Regions from separate parts of the Homo sapiens genome. Here region 2 is linked to region 1. Evidence: chromatin loops called from intact Hi-C (ENCODE). Cell type or tissue: ascending aorta. All regions are shown on one strand.

Region 1 (8,000 bases):
TAAAAGACAGGCTAAGAATGCCTGCAATCTTCACGGCTAGTCCAAGAAGTCAAAAAGAAGAAATGAGCGCTGATTTAAAAAAATAAACAAACAAAAAACTACCGATGCAGAGGCTGGCAGCAAGGACTGAAGGACTGTACAGTACTTGCCTGGAGCAGGCGGATGGCCACACCCCTGCGAAGCCTGCTCAGCTGGCTGGGGGACGCTCCAGTGTGTGAGTGGCAGGATGCAGGGTACTTCCTCTGCCAGGGAGTTGCACTGGGGAGATCCTCCCCCACTCACACTTTGGCAGCTGGGGCTTTGGAATGTGACTTAGCTTCTGTCAAAGGGTCAATCCACCCTTTGATATATGATGCAAAGGCGAACATATGATGCAAAGGTGAGAGAACAGCCCAAATTAGGACTTTTACCACAGCTGTGGAGGTGGACAGCGACAGTGGTGGGCCCTGGCCAGACTTTTCATGCTCAAAGGTGGTGGTTGTTCTTCCTACTTCTTGTCCCTCCAGGGCTTCCTTTGCCTGTGTGCTGAACCTGCTTCTTTTAATTTTTTTTAACTTTTTTAAATTTTTAATTGTTTTAATTAAAACAAATTTTGAAAACTGTCTGAACCTGCTTTTGAACCCTGCTATGATTTGAATGTTTGTCCCCTGCCAAACTGATTTTGAAACTTAATCTCCAAAGTGGCAATATTGAGATGGGGCTTTAAGCAGTGACTGGATCATGAGAGCTCTGACCTCATGAGTGGATTAATGGATTAATGAGTTGTCATGGGAGTGGCATCAGTGGCTTTATAAGAGGAAGAATTAAGACCTGAGCTAGCATGGTCGCCCCTTCACCATTTGATATCTTACACTGCCTAGGGGCTCTGCAGAGAGTCCCCACCAACAAGAAGGCTCTCACCAGATACAGCTCCTCAACCTTGTACTTCTCAGCCTCTGTAACTGTAAGAAATAAATGCCTTTTCTTTATGAATTACCCAGTTTCAGATATTCTGTTATAAACAATAGAAAACGAACTAAGGCAAACTCTCATGATTCTACTGCCATGCCATTCCAATAAACTCCCTTTATGCTTAAGAGAGCCAGAGTTGGCCAGGCGTGGTGACTCACGCCTGTAATTCCAGCACTTTGGGAGGCCGAGGCAGGTGGATCACAAGGTCAGGAGATCGAGACCATCCTGGCTAACACGGTGAAACCCCGTCTCTACTAAAAATACAAAAAAATTAGCTGGGCGTGGTAGTGGGTGCCTGTAGTCCCAGCTACTCGGGAGGCTGAAGCAGGAGGAGAATGGCGTGGACCCAGGAGGCGGAGCTTGCAGTGAGTCGAGATCGTGCCACTGCACTCCAGCCTGGGTGACAGAATGAGACTCCGTCTCAAAAAAAAAGAGAGCCAGAGTTTATTTCTGTTGCTTGCAACCAAGAAATCTGGCTGGTGCACTGAAGTTTCCATAAATAATAGCAATTTAAAGACTCTTTCCAAGCCAGGCAATGCCTAGCCTTGTGTAGTCCTTGTGGTAATACATTCATTCATTCATTTGTTCAACCAACTGTGCTCCAGAGACTAAGAATACAAAAATGGGGGCCGGGTGTGGTGGCTCACACCTATAATCCTAGCACTTTGGGAGGCCGAGGCAGGTAGATCACCTGAGGTCAGGAGTTCGAGACCAACCTGGCCAAAATGGTGAAACCCCTACTCTACTAAAAATACAAAAAATTAGCTGGGGGTGGTGGCGGACACCTGTAATCCCAGCTACTCGTGAGACTGAGGCAGGAGAATCACTTGAACCCGGGAGGCAGAGGTTGCAGTGAGCCGAGATCGCACCACTGCACTCCAGCCTGGGCAACAAGAGCGAAACTCCACCTCGAAAAAAAAAAAAAAAAAAAAAGAGGGCCGGGGCTGGGCGCAGTGGCTCACGCCTGTAATCCCAGCACTCTGGGAGGCCAAGGCAGGAGAATTACGAGGTCAGCAGATCGAGACCAGCCTGACCAACATGGTGAAACCCCATCTCTACTAAAAATACAAAAATTATCCGGGCGTGGTGGCGCACACCTCTAGTCCCAGCTACTTGGGAGGCTGAGGCAGGAGAATCGCTTGAACCCGGGAGGCAGAGGTTGCAGTGAGCCGAAATCATGCCACTGCACTCCAGCCTGGGTGACAGAGTGAGACTCCGTCTCAAAAAAAAAATAAAAAAAAAAAAAGAATTCAAAAATTGTAGAGTTATAGTGTGCTTCTAGTTTAGTTGAGAGGACATCTGTCCTTCAAGGAAGGCTAGAATCTATACCCTGAGTCCTTACTGAAATCAATCCAGCAGTCAAAACATGGGACCAACGATCACAGCAGTAAGATAGGAAGAGCACCTTTGTACATTTAGCTCATGTTGAGATAAGCCACTGACAGAGCTGAAGGAAGCTCACAGTTCTGGGTTCCATCCTTTGGCATTTAAAAAGAAAAGTGCTAAGAAAATTCGGTTGGTCACGGTGGCTCACGCCTGTAATCCCAACACTTTGAGAGGCCAAGGCAGGCAGATCACGAGGTCAGGAGTTCGAAACCAGCCTGGCCAACATGGTGAAACCCCGTCTCTACTAAAAACAGAAAAATTAGCCGGGCATGGTGGCGCATGCCTATAATCCCAGCTACTCAGGAGGCTGAGGCAGGAGAATTGCTTGAACCCGGGAGGGGGAGGTTGCAGCGAGTGAGAGCAGGCCACTGCACTCCAGCCTGGGAGACAGAGCAAGACTCTGTCTCAAAAAAAAAAAAGAAAAAAAGAAAGAAAGGAAAAAAAGAAAGAAAAAAAAAGAAAAAAGAAAATTCAGGCCAGGCCAGGCCTGGTGGCTCACACCTGTAATCCCAACACTTTGGGAGGCTGAAGCGAGACGGTGCCTTAGCCCAGGAGTTTGAGACCAGCCTGAGCAACATAGCGAGACCCTGTCTCTATAAAAAAAAATTTTTTTTTGGCCAGACGCAGTGGCTCACGCCTGTAATCCCAGCACTTTGGGAGGCCGAGGCAGGTGGATCACGAGGTCAGGAGATGGAGACCATCCTGGCTAACACGGTGAAACCCCATCTCTACTAAAAAATACAAAAAATTAACCGGGCGTGGTGGCGGGCGCCTGTAGTCCCAGCTACTCGGGAGGCTGAGGCAGGAGAATGGCGTGAACCCGGGAGGCGGAGCTTGCAGTGAGCCGAGATTGCGCCACTGCACTCCAGACTGGGAGAGAGTGAGACTCCGTCTCAAAAAAAAAAAAAAAAAAAAAAAATTAATTGTCAGGTGTGCTGGCATGCAGCTGTAGTCCTAGCTACTCGGGAGGCTGAGGTAAGAAGATCGCTTGAGCCCAGGAGTTCAAGGCTGCAGTAATAGTGCCTCTCACTCTACCCTGGGTGACAATGAGACCCTCTCTCAAAAAGAAAGAAAAAAGGGAAAGAAGAAAAGAAAGAAAGAAAGAGAAGAAAGGAAGGAAGAAAGAAAGAAAAAGAAAAGGAAGGAAGGAAGAAGAAAAAAAAAGAAAGAAAGAAAAGAGAGAGAAGTTCAAAGACCAAAGGGTCAGGATCCCAAAATAGTTTTTATGTTTTATTTATTTATTTACTTATTTATTTTTGAGACAGTATGGCTCTGTCGCCCAGGCTGGAGTGCAGTGATGCGATTGCGGCTCACTGCAGCCTCCAAACTGGGCTCAGGTGGCCCTCCCACCTCAGCCTCCCGAGTAGCTGGGACCACAGGCGCGTGCCACCATGCCCAGCTAATTTTTTAATTCTTTGTAGAGATGAGGTCTCTATATGCTGCCCAGGCTGGTCTCGAGCTCCTGGGCTTAAGCCATCCACCCGCCTGGGCCTCCCAAAGTGCTGGGATTACAGAAGTGAGCCACCGCGCCTAATCGGGTGGTTTGTTTGTTTATTGACGGGGTCTCGCTGCTGCCCAGGCTGGAGTGCCAGTGGCTGTTCACAGGTGCAGTCCTGGAGCATTGCATCAGCTCTTGGGCTCTAGCGATCCTCCAGAGTAGCTGCAGCTGGGATTCCAGGCGCGCCACCGCGCGGGGCTCAGAATGGGTTTTTATATTGAGGGTTATGCTGCCACCTAGAGGATATATGTAGTACCGAACTGTGTGCGCAGGGAGGCTGAGGTTGCAGTGAGCCAAGATGATGCCAGGGCACTCCAGCGTGGGTGACAGAGCAAGATTTCATCTCAAAAAAAAAAAAAAAAAAAAAAAAAAAAGAATTGAAAGTAAGGTCTTGAAGAGATATTTGTGCCTGTATGGTCATAGCAGTATTAACTTTGACCCACTAGCTAAAACACAAAAGCAACATGTGTCTGTCAGCAGGTGAACGGATAAACAAAATGTGGTATATATGTACAATTGAATATTATTCAGCCTTTAAAAAGGAATAAAAGGCTGGATGCGGGGGCTCACGCCTGTAATCCTAACACTTTGGGAGACTGAGGTGGGTGGATCACCCGAGGTTAGGAGTTTGAGAACAGCCTGGCCAACATGGTGAAACTTCATCTCTACTAAAAATACTAAAATTAGCCGGGCATGGTGGCACTTGTCTGTAATCCAAGCTACTGGGGAGGCTAAGGCAGGAGAATTGCTTGAACTCAGGAGCCGGAGGTTGCAGTGAGCTAAGATGGCACCACTGCACTCCAGCCTGGGCAACAGAGTGAGACTCCATCTCAAAACAAACAAACAAAAAATTATTATTTCCAAAGAAACAAGACCCTGGGTCCATTTCCCAGCCCACACCTGATGTTGACTCACAACACACAGCCTGGTTTGCTATGAGCCTGCTTCATTTAATTGTCACCTTAACTTCACATCACCCTCAAGTCCTGGAATAACTCTTTGCTGACCTTTGTGTGCTGAGCCATCTCCATGTCGCTCAACGTGCAGTCCCTCTCACTGCACTGAGTCAATAGCCAGACGTGGTCTGACTGCAGGGTCATCCTTGGTGGCTTAGGCTGACTCGGGCATAGCAGGGTGCTCTGAGACCTCACCGCATATAGGCTTTGCCCCCAATAAACTCTATATAATATTCATATTATGTGGTCTGGGTGTGTGTAGCTTTGCACTGTCTTCTCGTGACAGTGCCCTCAACCTCTTTCCCAGGATTTCCTCCTCTACCTCCTCAAGTCCCACTGCTCTGCAAAGACCAAAAGCTGCAGAGTCCCAGCTCCCTCCTTTACACCCCACGACGCAGCCTCCTCTCTCAGAACCCTTTAAACAGAGTCTTTTACTGCAGATCCCAAGAACAGCCACACCCCTCTCTCCCACCCACTCCAGACACACCCAGGTAATTATAGCACCCAGGGTAACTATGTAGATGGAGTCCCTGGAACATGTGGATAGTGCCCCCTGGGAGTATGCAAAAGCAACATTGCTGGCACCTGCAGAGAACAGGGTGACATCCAGGAATCAGAGCATGGGCCTCTGGGAGGTAGGGATGTGGCCAGGCAGGCTGCCAAAAATTGGTAGAGCAAGGCCACAGGATCTTTCTGACCTTCCTTCCAAACAGAGGCTCCTGTACTGGTGATCCCTGTGTTGATTGACCACTCCCTTCCTGGGGGTCGTGGTCTCTGTCCCAGTTGCCCGGACTTCTGTGAGTGTCCTACTGAGGTCCTTTTCATGAGAAGCATGCTGTCCTTCCACCTGCTGGGAGCAAGAGTGACAACTTCAATACTATAATAGCAGTGGCATACAGAGAAGAAGAAAGATGAAGTGGCAAGAAAAACAGGCTTCCAAGCAGGAGTTTTTCTATAAAAACAAAAACGTTTACAAGCAAACTTTTTATAAAGGGCTAGATAGTAAATATTTTAGGCTTTGAGAGCCACATAGACTTGTTTGCAGGGACTCAATGTCGCTATTGTAGTTTGAAAGCAGCCATCAGGGTTATGTAAATGAGTGAGTCTGATTTTGTTTCAGCAAAATTTTATTTACCAAAACAGACAATGAGTGGGCTGGATTTGGCCCATGATCCTTAGTTTGCCAACTCCTGCTTTGGGCTCACCCAGATCTGATTTTGAATTCTGGCTCTGCTACTGGTTAGCTGCAGGAGCTTGGAAGGCTCTCTGAGCCTGTTTCCTCATCTGTAAAATTAAAGCAATAATTTCTAACACTCAAGAGTGTTACCTCACGCCTGTAATCCCAGCACTTTGGAGGCTGAGGCAGGCGGATCACCTGAGGTCAGAAGTTCAAGACCAGCGTGGCCAACGTGGCAAAACCCTGTCTCTACTAAAAAATACAAAAAGTAGCCGGGCATGGTGGCGCGCATCTGTAATCCCAGCTACTTGGGAGGCTGAGGCAGGGATACTGCTAGAACCTGGGAGGTGGAGCGTGCAGTGAGTGGAGATCACACCTCCACACTCCAGCCTGGCCGACAGAGCGAGACTCCATCTCAAAAAAAAAAAAAAAAAGAGTGTTAGAAGGTTTTGAGATAATGAATAAAAGATGCCTTGTGTATACTAAGTATTCAACAACTGATAGCTGCATTGGTCTAATTATAACAGTTTAGAAGCGATTGAGTCAACAAATGCTGGATTTGTCAGGGAGGACTTCCTATCAGGAGGTAGATCTTGGGCTGAGTCCTGAAGCAAAGATAGGCATTGGATAGAGGAGTTGAGAGAACACCCTAGGACTGTTATTATTATTATTCGACACGGAGTCTCTTGCTCTGTCACCCAGGCTGGAGTGCAGTGGCGCGATCTCGGCTCACTGCAACCTCTGCCTCCCAGGTTCAAGCGATTCTCCTGCCTCCTAAGTAGCTGAGACTACAGGTGTGTGCCACCACACCCGGCTAATTTTTATATTTTTAGTAGAGACAGAGTTTCACCATGTTGGCCATGCTGGTCTCGAACTCCTGACTTCAGGTGATCCACCCGCCTCAGCCTCCCAAAGTGCTGGAATAACAGATGTGAGCCACCGCACCCAGCCCAGAACCATTTTTCAATCCTTGGCTCTGCCTTTTATTAGCTGCAAGATCTCAGGCAATTTATTTAACCTCTCCAAAGACTCATTTTCTCATTCACAAAATGAGGCAAATAATAATATCTACTATCCCAGGTTGTCATGAGAATTAAATGCAACATGACATTTAATGAAATGAGAAGTCCCTTGGACATTAACTGGCTAAAGTATGTGCTCGACAAGGATATCATTTTAGGTGGATACTTAGCATCTCAGAACTGATGCTCACAATGGAATATCATTGAAACGCATTAAAATTCATTTTAAATGATTGTAGGTAGTGAGGCAATTGAAAGAAGAAGACAAGAGGACTGATTATAATGCTTCAGGCTCACTAGTCTCCTTTTAGGAGGGAAAAACAATTTCAAGTTAAATTTTAGGCTCTAGATTTTTACCCCTGCTGCTCATTAGAATCACCCAGATTGATGAAATCAGAGCCCATCTGAGGCTGTGTTTTTCATCTCCAGAATGAGAGCTGTTGTGGGGATTAAGTTTTTGAAAAAGTACATCTAACAGGTGATCGAAAATGATAGTGATATTATTGCAGTGATGGTCATTATTGTTGTTATTATTATACTGAAAGAGGCTTCAGTTTTCTGATCCATAAAGTGAGGGAATTGCATGAGACCATTGCTAAGATTCCTTCTAGCTCTGTTTTTTTGTTTTTGTTTTTTAGACAGAGTCTCTGTCGCCCAGGCTGGAGTGCAATGGCATGATCTTGGCTCACTGCAACCTCCGCCTCCCGGGTTCAAATGATCCTCCTGTCTCAGCCTCCGAAGTAGCTGGGACTACAGGCACACACCACCATGCCCAGCTAACTTTTATATTTTTAATAGAGGTGGGGTTTCACCATATTGGTCAGGCTGGTCTCAAACTCCTGACCTCAGGTGATCCACCCGCCTCGGCCTCCCAACATGCTGGGATTACAGGCATGAGCCACTGTGCCCAACCCCTTCTAGCTTTCTTGATCACTGATTCTAGGGTTCTCTGCTGAAATATATTTGAGACATCCTGGATAAAAGATCATGCAAGAGCTCCCAATATGGTA
Region 2 (8,000 bases), 320 kb before region 1:
GGGCTCAGTGGCTCATGCCTGTAATCCCAGCACTTTGGGAGGCTGAGGCAGGCAGATCACCTTGCCATCAGGAGTTCGAGACCAGCCGGGCCAACATGGTGAAACCCCCTCTTTACTAAAAATACAAAAACATTAGCTGGGTGTGGTGATGGGCACCTGTAATCCCAGCCACATGGGAGGCTGAGGCAGGAGAATCGCTTAAACACGGGCGGCGGAGGTTGCAGTGAGCTGAGACGGTGCTATTGCCCTCCAGCCTGGGCAATAAGGATGAAACTCCATCTCAAAATAAATAAGTAAAAATAAAAAACAGAACCAATCACAGAAAACACCCACTCCCACTCCGGGTATCCCAAGACAGCAACTGCCTCCCCACATAAAACCCTGGACTAATTCCAGCTTAAATCTAACAACCAACAGCTCAACTCAACTACTTGGGATATTACTTTCCCCCACTTTAATGGTGGGCAAAGAAGAAGTACAGGGTTAATAAAAAAAAAATGCTTCAAACAAGTGCCTGAATCAGCAGAAGTAGTAACTTTCAGGTTGAATTGGTTCTATGTGTCGAGTTTCATTTAAATACAAAGGCATGGGTGATGTAATGACCATCGCCCAACAGCTGCTCAGGAGCTCCCGCAGGCTGCCTGCCTTGTGGCTGCCAGGGGAAGGTGTCCACCCCTCAGTGGTTCTCCAAGCAGCTGTGCTTCAGTCGCCTAAAGAACTTACAAAACATGTGAACTGCATCTCTGGTCCCATTCCAGACATTCTGAAGTTAACCAACTAGGGCAGCCAAGAGTGTTTTCAAAAGGGTCCACTGTAGGTTCTGATGCAGAGCTGCAGCTGGGATGCACTAACAGGGGGGCGGAGTTCTTGTCTCAAGGTGGCTTGAGAATCAGGGATCTGCTGACCCGTGCAGCCCAGTTGCCACCTCTGCAAAGGTCTGGCTTGGAGGAAGGGACTGAGCTCCTACCTCTCCAGGAATGGTAAGGGGCTGGACCTGCAGCCTCTAGAACCTGGCTCTGAACCAGTGGCTCAGATCAGCAATCAGAGATGTACTTTGAATAGTAATGGCAGTCACTGTCATTCTCGGTGACTCACTGGAAGGATGATCCTTTGTTGGAGGGGCGCTAACACGCTATTTGGCACTTAAAACAGCAAGGGATGGGCATTACCCATTTCCCTCAAACAACTGTGTGAGCCACGCCCTCACTCGCTGTGTAGTGCACACAGATCCGCCCAGAAGAACACGGCAGAGCCACCAGATGGGCACTCGGGCCGGACTGAGCACTTCTGAGGGACTGGGGCACCGCTGGGGAGGGCTCTGCTGCCACTTAAGGTGACCAGTAGGATGCTGGGGCAACTGCATTCTTCTTTGTTAGTTATAAATGTGCCCTCACCGCCCACCCCTAAGGGCTTTTCCCATGCCGATGAAAGAGGCCTGGGGAAGCACTAAAGGCCAAATCAGTCCAGAGCCGAAATACTGTTGGGATTTGCTGTCAGCCCAGCATCCCCAGAGGCACACACCCTCAGCCTGCTCAACCCTGTAAAGCAGACACAGGCCATTCACACATGTGACCTCCTGTCAAGTTCTGTGGGGTACAAGCCTGTGTGGATGTGAACGGGAGGGTAAACGAATGGGAGGACAAAGGCGCAGGTGACGAGGACTGCGGTTTCCCTACTGTGAAAGCCGCGAGCTGCTCAGGAGCACACAGACTTTGGTGGCAGAGGTGTGGGGCACCTCCCAGGGACTCCAGCAAAGCAGCCAGGGGCTCCCTTGCATTCTCACAGGCTTTCCTTTTGCTACAATAAATCAAATAAGGGATGGTGAGAGCTAAAAGTGAATCAAGTTCCAGGTGTTAACATTGTTACCTAGAACTCCCATTTTTCCCCAAAAGGCTGAGTGCGCACGCACGTTTCCAGGTTGCCCTGGAACAAATGTTTATTTTTTGTGTTTTGTTGTTTTTTTTTGGGGGGGGAGGGGGGAAGGGAGGGTTCACAAGGGCAAAGTTTTGGGTTTTATCATTTTTTTGAGACAGGGTCTGGCTCTTTCACACAGGCTGGAGTGCAGTGGTATGCTCATAGCTCACTGCAGCCTCGAACTCCTGGGCTCAAACGATCCTACTGCCTTGGCTTCCTAAAGTGCTGGGATTACAGCCACGAGCTACCACACCCAGCCAAGGGCAAAGGTTTCATAAAGGCAAAGCCGGGATATTTTTAACAACAGCAACCAAAAGACTGATTTGGAGATGTTCTTTGTCTGAATTTCTGCAGATAATGTGTTCGTTCAGCCACCCAATATAATCAGCAAAACAAGCCTGGGTGTGGGGTCTTGGTCTGGAAGGAGGGAGGCTGCCCTCTTTAGAAGCATCCCACAAGAGATCAAAGAGTCCCCAATTTACAGTCCAGCTGCATTTGCATTTCAGACAGGTACATCGTGGGACCCACTCTGTTTCTTATTTGGGTGTTGGTCCACTTGGATTGAGCCTGTCTTTGAAGTCTAGGCAGCTGGGTGGTGGGCAGAGCAGGGTCAGTGGACAGTAATCAGGCGCTTCCAGGAAAAGCTGCAGTAGGTGGCAATGGTGGCTGCCCCAGGCCCTCCAGGGTTACGTCTCAAAGTACTTGTAGATTTGGGCCACGTACTGCATCACACTCTGCCAGTCGGGCCGGTCTGTGTACAGCATCTCGCTGAGTTCCTGCAGGGGAAGGGAATGGGGGACAGATCACAAGGCAGGACATCACAGACCCCTTCCCCTCAAGGACTTCAGTCCAGGTTAGGGCTTACACTGCCTGGAAACCCTCCACTTACACAGACAGAACGTGAAGGCCAGCACAGGTGGTGCTGAAAGCGATGAGTTAAAGGACTTTTCCTCCCACTTATTCAGGAGATACTGTCCCTTTCCAAAAACGGAAAACATGACCTCCCACTGCTTTTATCTTTTAACCATATGACAGCATTTAAACAAGTTTTAAAAAGCAAAAATCACCCATAATTTCACTATTAAAATGATTTCCAAGTTTCTAAATTACATTTGAATCCACCTCTAATTCCCCAGACTCCCAGCACACTGCACGCGCTATTACGTGGGCTGTGCCATTACGTGGGCTGAGCATTTCACACCCGGGTCCCCGTGCTGCTGTGCCACTGTGCGGGCTGCCATTCTAGTGAATGTGCACTCACCAGGGAAACTGCTGTCCACAAGGGACATGGCATCCAGTGTACGCTCACCTCGTGACCACCACAGACTCTGCAATCAGCATCTTTGTGCAGTATTGTTTCCTTCTGTCGAACTAGTCCCTCAAGATAAATTACTGAGTGGGATTATCACAAAAGCCTTGAACCAATTTCAAATGCAACCATTTATTTTACCAGCATTGTTACTACTTAATGTGTTTTTTTGTTTGTTTGTTATTTAATACAGTTTGGTGATTTTTTGGCTTATTTTTATTTTACTTTTGCTAATTTGCTGGTTTTTACTGACTGATTTATTTTTGTTCATTTTGCAAGTAAGCTTGTAATGAGCATGCATAACATCCAGGCCAGAAAGGGAGGGGCAAGAGGGTGGGCATCCTGTCAGGCACTCAAACTTTTCTGAAATTTGTGCCACTGGACATATTTAATAATTAACTTTGGGATTGAATTTGGATTCTGTGTGGTTAAAAGAGAATAGTAGGAAAGGACCCTGATGTAAAGCCAGAAGCAGAGATGCCATGGAAAAGTAAGGCTGAACTTAGCACATCAGTTCCTGGGGGTTAACAGAGTTGGCTGAGGCTGTTAATGAGCCATTCATCCCCTGATTCAAAATCTGAACAGACTTCACTTATTCTGCTCCCTGGTGATGCTAAAAAATTATCAGCCTATCATTAGTCATGGGAAAGGAGTGGAAGAAGAGTTGGTAGAACATTCCGTGCAGGTACACCTAGAACAATTTTAAAAGAAAAACAAACTTTCACAGAATACAAGAATAGAATGTCTCCTTCTACCTACACTGGCTGTAGTCATGACTGCACACAGACTGAGGCCTGGCAACCTAAAATCCGTACCAAGGAGTGTTGCTAACATGACTTACAGAAAGGAACTGATGAAGAATTGGGCATGCAATTTGGACATAGATGAGCTCTGGGAAAAGAAGGGATACCTACAAACACAAGAGAGATGGCACACTGCACACTTTCCTCTGTATTATGGAAAGGGTGTGTCTTTAATCTCAGAGAGGACTCCGAAGTCCAATCAATATTCAGTTTTGAGCAGACAATCTTACATGCTTGAACTTCATAACTGAACTAAAAATATTTAGTACATTGTTAACATATTTGAGAATTTGTGAAAAGATGTTATACATTTCAGAAGACAGAGTATGCTGCATTAGTAACAATCTTATAGTGCATGACATTTGTTTGAATTAGTAGTTAAGACCCTCCAAAAGATACCAGACCCAGATGATTTCACTTGTGAATTCTATCAAATACTTAAGGAAGAAATAATACCAATTCTACACAATCTCTTCAAAAAATGGAAGAGGAGAGAATAATTCCCAACTCATTCCAGGATCCCAACATTATCCTGATACCAAAACTAGACATAAACATTACAGGAAATCTACATGCCAATTTCTCATGAATACACAATCTATTAACCTATAAAAGTATAATACATCATGATCAAGTGAGGTTCATCCCAGGAACACAAGGCTGGTTCAACATTTGTAAACTGATGTAATTCGTCACATTAACTAACTGAACAAGAAAAACCATATGATCAAATCAACAGATGAAGAAAAAGCATTACACAAAATTCCACAATCAAGATAGTTTTTATAGGTGGTAACTCTCAACAAACTAGGAAGAGAAGGGAACCTCTTTTACCTAGCAAAGGATATGTATAAAAAACCAACAGCTGACATCATACTTAATGGTGAAAGACCTGAACATTCCCCCCGTAAAATCATGAACAAGGCAAGGATGTCCTTTCTCATCTGTCCTATTTAAAACTGTACTGGACTGTAATCCCAGCACTTTGGGAGGCCGAGGCGGGTGGATCACCTGAGGTCAGGAGTTCAAGGCAGGCCTGGCAAACATGTTGAAACTCCGTCTCTACTAAAAATACAAAAAAATTAGCCAGGCATGGTGACAGGTGTCTATAATCCCAGTTACTCAGGAGGCTGAGACAGGAGAATCACTTGAACCCAGGAGGCAGAGGTTGCAGTGAGCCGAGATCATGCCATTGCACCCCAGGCCTGGGTGACAGAGCAAGACTCCATCTCAAAAACAAAAACAAAAACAAAAACAAAAAAAAAATGTACTGGAAGTTCTAGCTAGTGCTAAACGGCATGAAAAAGAAACAAATGGCACGCAGATTGGAAAGGGAGACATAAAACTGCCTTTATTTGCAGATGATATGATTGTTTAGAAAAATCCCAAAGCATTTACATGCAGGTTTAGCTAAGTCTCAGGATACAAGGTCAGTATACAAAAGTCCATTGCTGTCCTATGTACCAATTGAACAACTGGATTTTGTAATAAGAAAAACAATAACATTTACAATAGCACCAAAAAAAAAAAAAAAAAAACCCCACTAAGGTCTAAATCTAACAAGGTATGTGCAGAAGGCAGACACAGCTGTCAGGGTGGTTGACGGCATGCGCTCTGGAGCTGCCTGCCTGGCCTTGCCTCTTGCCTTTCCCGCTCATAAGCCATGTGCCTCAGTTTCCTCTTATAGAGTGCATCCACCTTGCAGGACCTCCATGAGGGTCCAACAAGTCCTTGCATGAAAAATGCCCAAAATGGTAAATACATACAGTAAATATGAAAAACAAAATGCTTGTCACACAATCAAGCACAAATTAGCTATTTAAGCACAGCTCATTAAGTTTACACTTGCAGAGTAGGCCCAGCCATGCCTCAGGAATTGCTGCATGGTGACCTCCCTCCACGGGGGCATGCCAGCACCCAGTCCTGCAGCAGCTGTCCTGGTGGGCATGCTGGCACTCAGTGAGCAACAGCCCTCATGGACTACATGGCCTGGTAAAGACACAGCAGCCCTGGGGACACATGTTTTGGCCGTTTTTATGACAGTGACATCACATATCGTCCCTCGCCTAATTCCTTTTCTGGGGAGTTGCTTGCATCTGTAATTGGGCTGGCTAAGATGCTCTCCTTACACGGTGGCTGAGAAAGAACACTTTCTAATATCTGGGGAACACTATAGAGCTTCATTTTTAAAGATCTCATCATCTCACACCAGTCAGAATGGCTATTGATAGAACGTCAAAAAGTAACAGATGCTGACAAGGCTGTGGAGAAAAGGGAATACACTCTTGGTGGAAATGTAAATTAGTTCAGTTACTGTGGAAGGCACTTTGGAGATTTCTCAAAGAACTTAAAACAGAACTACCATTTGACTCAGCAATATCATTACTGGGTATATATCCAGAAGAAAAGAAATCGTTCTATCAAAAACACATGCACACTTATGTTCATCACAGTGCTAGTCACAATAGCAAAGACATGAAATCAACCTAGGTGTCCATCAACAGTAGACTGGATAAAGGGCCGGGCACAGTGGCTCATGCCTGTAATCCCAGCCCTTTGGGAGGCTGAGGTGGGTGGATCACCTGAGGTCAGGAGTTTGAGACCAGCCTGGCTAACATGATGAAACCCCATTTCTACTAAAAAAAATACAAAAAATTAGCTGGGCATGGTGGTGCGTGCCTATAATCCCAGCTACTCAGGAGGCTGAGGCAGAAGAATTGCTTGAACCCGGAAGTCGGAGGTTGCAGTGAGCCAAGATTGCACCATTGCACTCTATCTTGGGCAACAAGGCGAAATTCCATCTCAAAAAAAAAAAAAAAAAAAAGAAAAGGAGAAAGAAAACCAGTAGACTGGATAAAGAAAATGTGGTACATATATACCATGGAATACTATGCAGCCATAAAAAGAACAAAATCATGTCCTTTGCAGCAGCGTGGATTCAGCTAGGGGCCATTATCCTCAGCAAACTAATGCACAAACAGAAAACCAAATAAGACATGTTCTCACTTATAAATGGAGCTCAACATTGGGTAGTCATGGACATAAAGATGGGGACAGTAGACACTGGGGACTACAAGAGGGAGAAAGGAGGGAGGGAGGCAAGGGCTGAAAAACTATCGGCTACTATGTGCCTATCTGGGTGACAGGATCACTCATATCCCAAACCTCAGCATCATCCAGTGTACCCATGTAACAAACCTGTACATGTACTCCTTGAATCTAAAATAAAAGTTGAAATTATAAAAATAAAGATCTCATCCTAATATGTTATACCCCAGAAACTTATATTTACTTGAATATAAACATATAAGACAATTTTCCTGGCATAATCTAACAACAGAACTTGACTGAAGATTTGGGGATTACTGCTGTCACTTCTGACTGGGTGTAGTTTTAAAGTGTCATGTGTAATTCAACATACTGGATTTTCCAATCCACATCAAGGTACTGAAAAGCAAATTTAAGAATGTAGGAAATTTCTATTTTGTTGGTGGAAAAAGCCGGGAAAGTGCTCACAAACACTCCTAAGTGCCTTTGAGATTAATTATCATGTGTGTCAGCAGCTCCTCACAGACCATCCACACCAATGAAACCCCTGGCTCTGACAATTAGGACAACAAAATGACCTCATTCACTTCCCAGCTCACTAACTTCTATAGCACATTAGATGAAAATTAAGAAAAAGATATTATATTTAAACAGAAGTAAATATTAATTACAACACTACAAAGAAAAATGTATTCTGTGTAAAATATAATCTTCCAACAAGGTCTCATTGTATCTTTATCCTTACCTGATCTCTCTGTTGGTACTCCTTAGTTTTGTTGTTTCTGAAGGGAGATCCCTGCTACTCCACCCTGGTCAGATGTGTAAGTTTCCTCACACCTTTTTAAATTTCCCAGACTTGTAAATACACAATAGGGATATCTGCGTCTTAAAGATTTAGCAAAATCTGGGCTGATGGGGATATTTTT

Evidence for each region. A loop is a pair of places that touch in the nucleus more often than their neighbours do. Peaks named below come from ENCODE experiments on the same cell type or tissue, not always from the same donor. Only the 100,000 strongest peaks of a DNase experiment are listed, where the experiment ranks them.
Region 2: it touches region 1 in a loop (4-fold over the local background); 40 of 110 quality-filtered maps call a loop at or near these places.

Annotation. Positions count from the first base shown.
Region 1 is chr17:19,989,006-19,997,005 of GRCh38, reverse strand. No RefSeq gene overlaps it. Among named protein-coding and RNA genes, the nearest start is that of AKAP10, 15 kb to the right of the region's middle. RefSeq lists enhancers at 1,287-1,786, 1,787-2,288, 3,760-4,293. In ascending aorta, a CTCF peak has its summit at 4,058 (motif pointing left); a DNase peak (open chromatin) is centred at 4,025; H3K4me3 peaks cover 424 bases; H3K27ac peaks cover 342 bases.
Region 2 is chr17:20,308,666-20,316,665 of GRCh38, reverse strand. It overlaps SPECC1 (sperm antigen with calponin homology and coiled-coil domains 1), which reads right to left. Exons shown (of 15, transcript NM_001243439.2): 15 at 1-2,690. The coding sequence ends at 2,601. Among named protein-coding and RNA genes, the nearest start is that of FAM106B, 100 kb to the left of the region's middle. RefSeq lists an enhancer at 928-1,428. In ascending aorta, no CTCF peak of the experiment used is centred here; no DNase peak of the experiment used is centred here.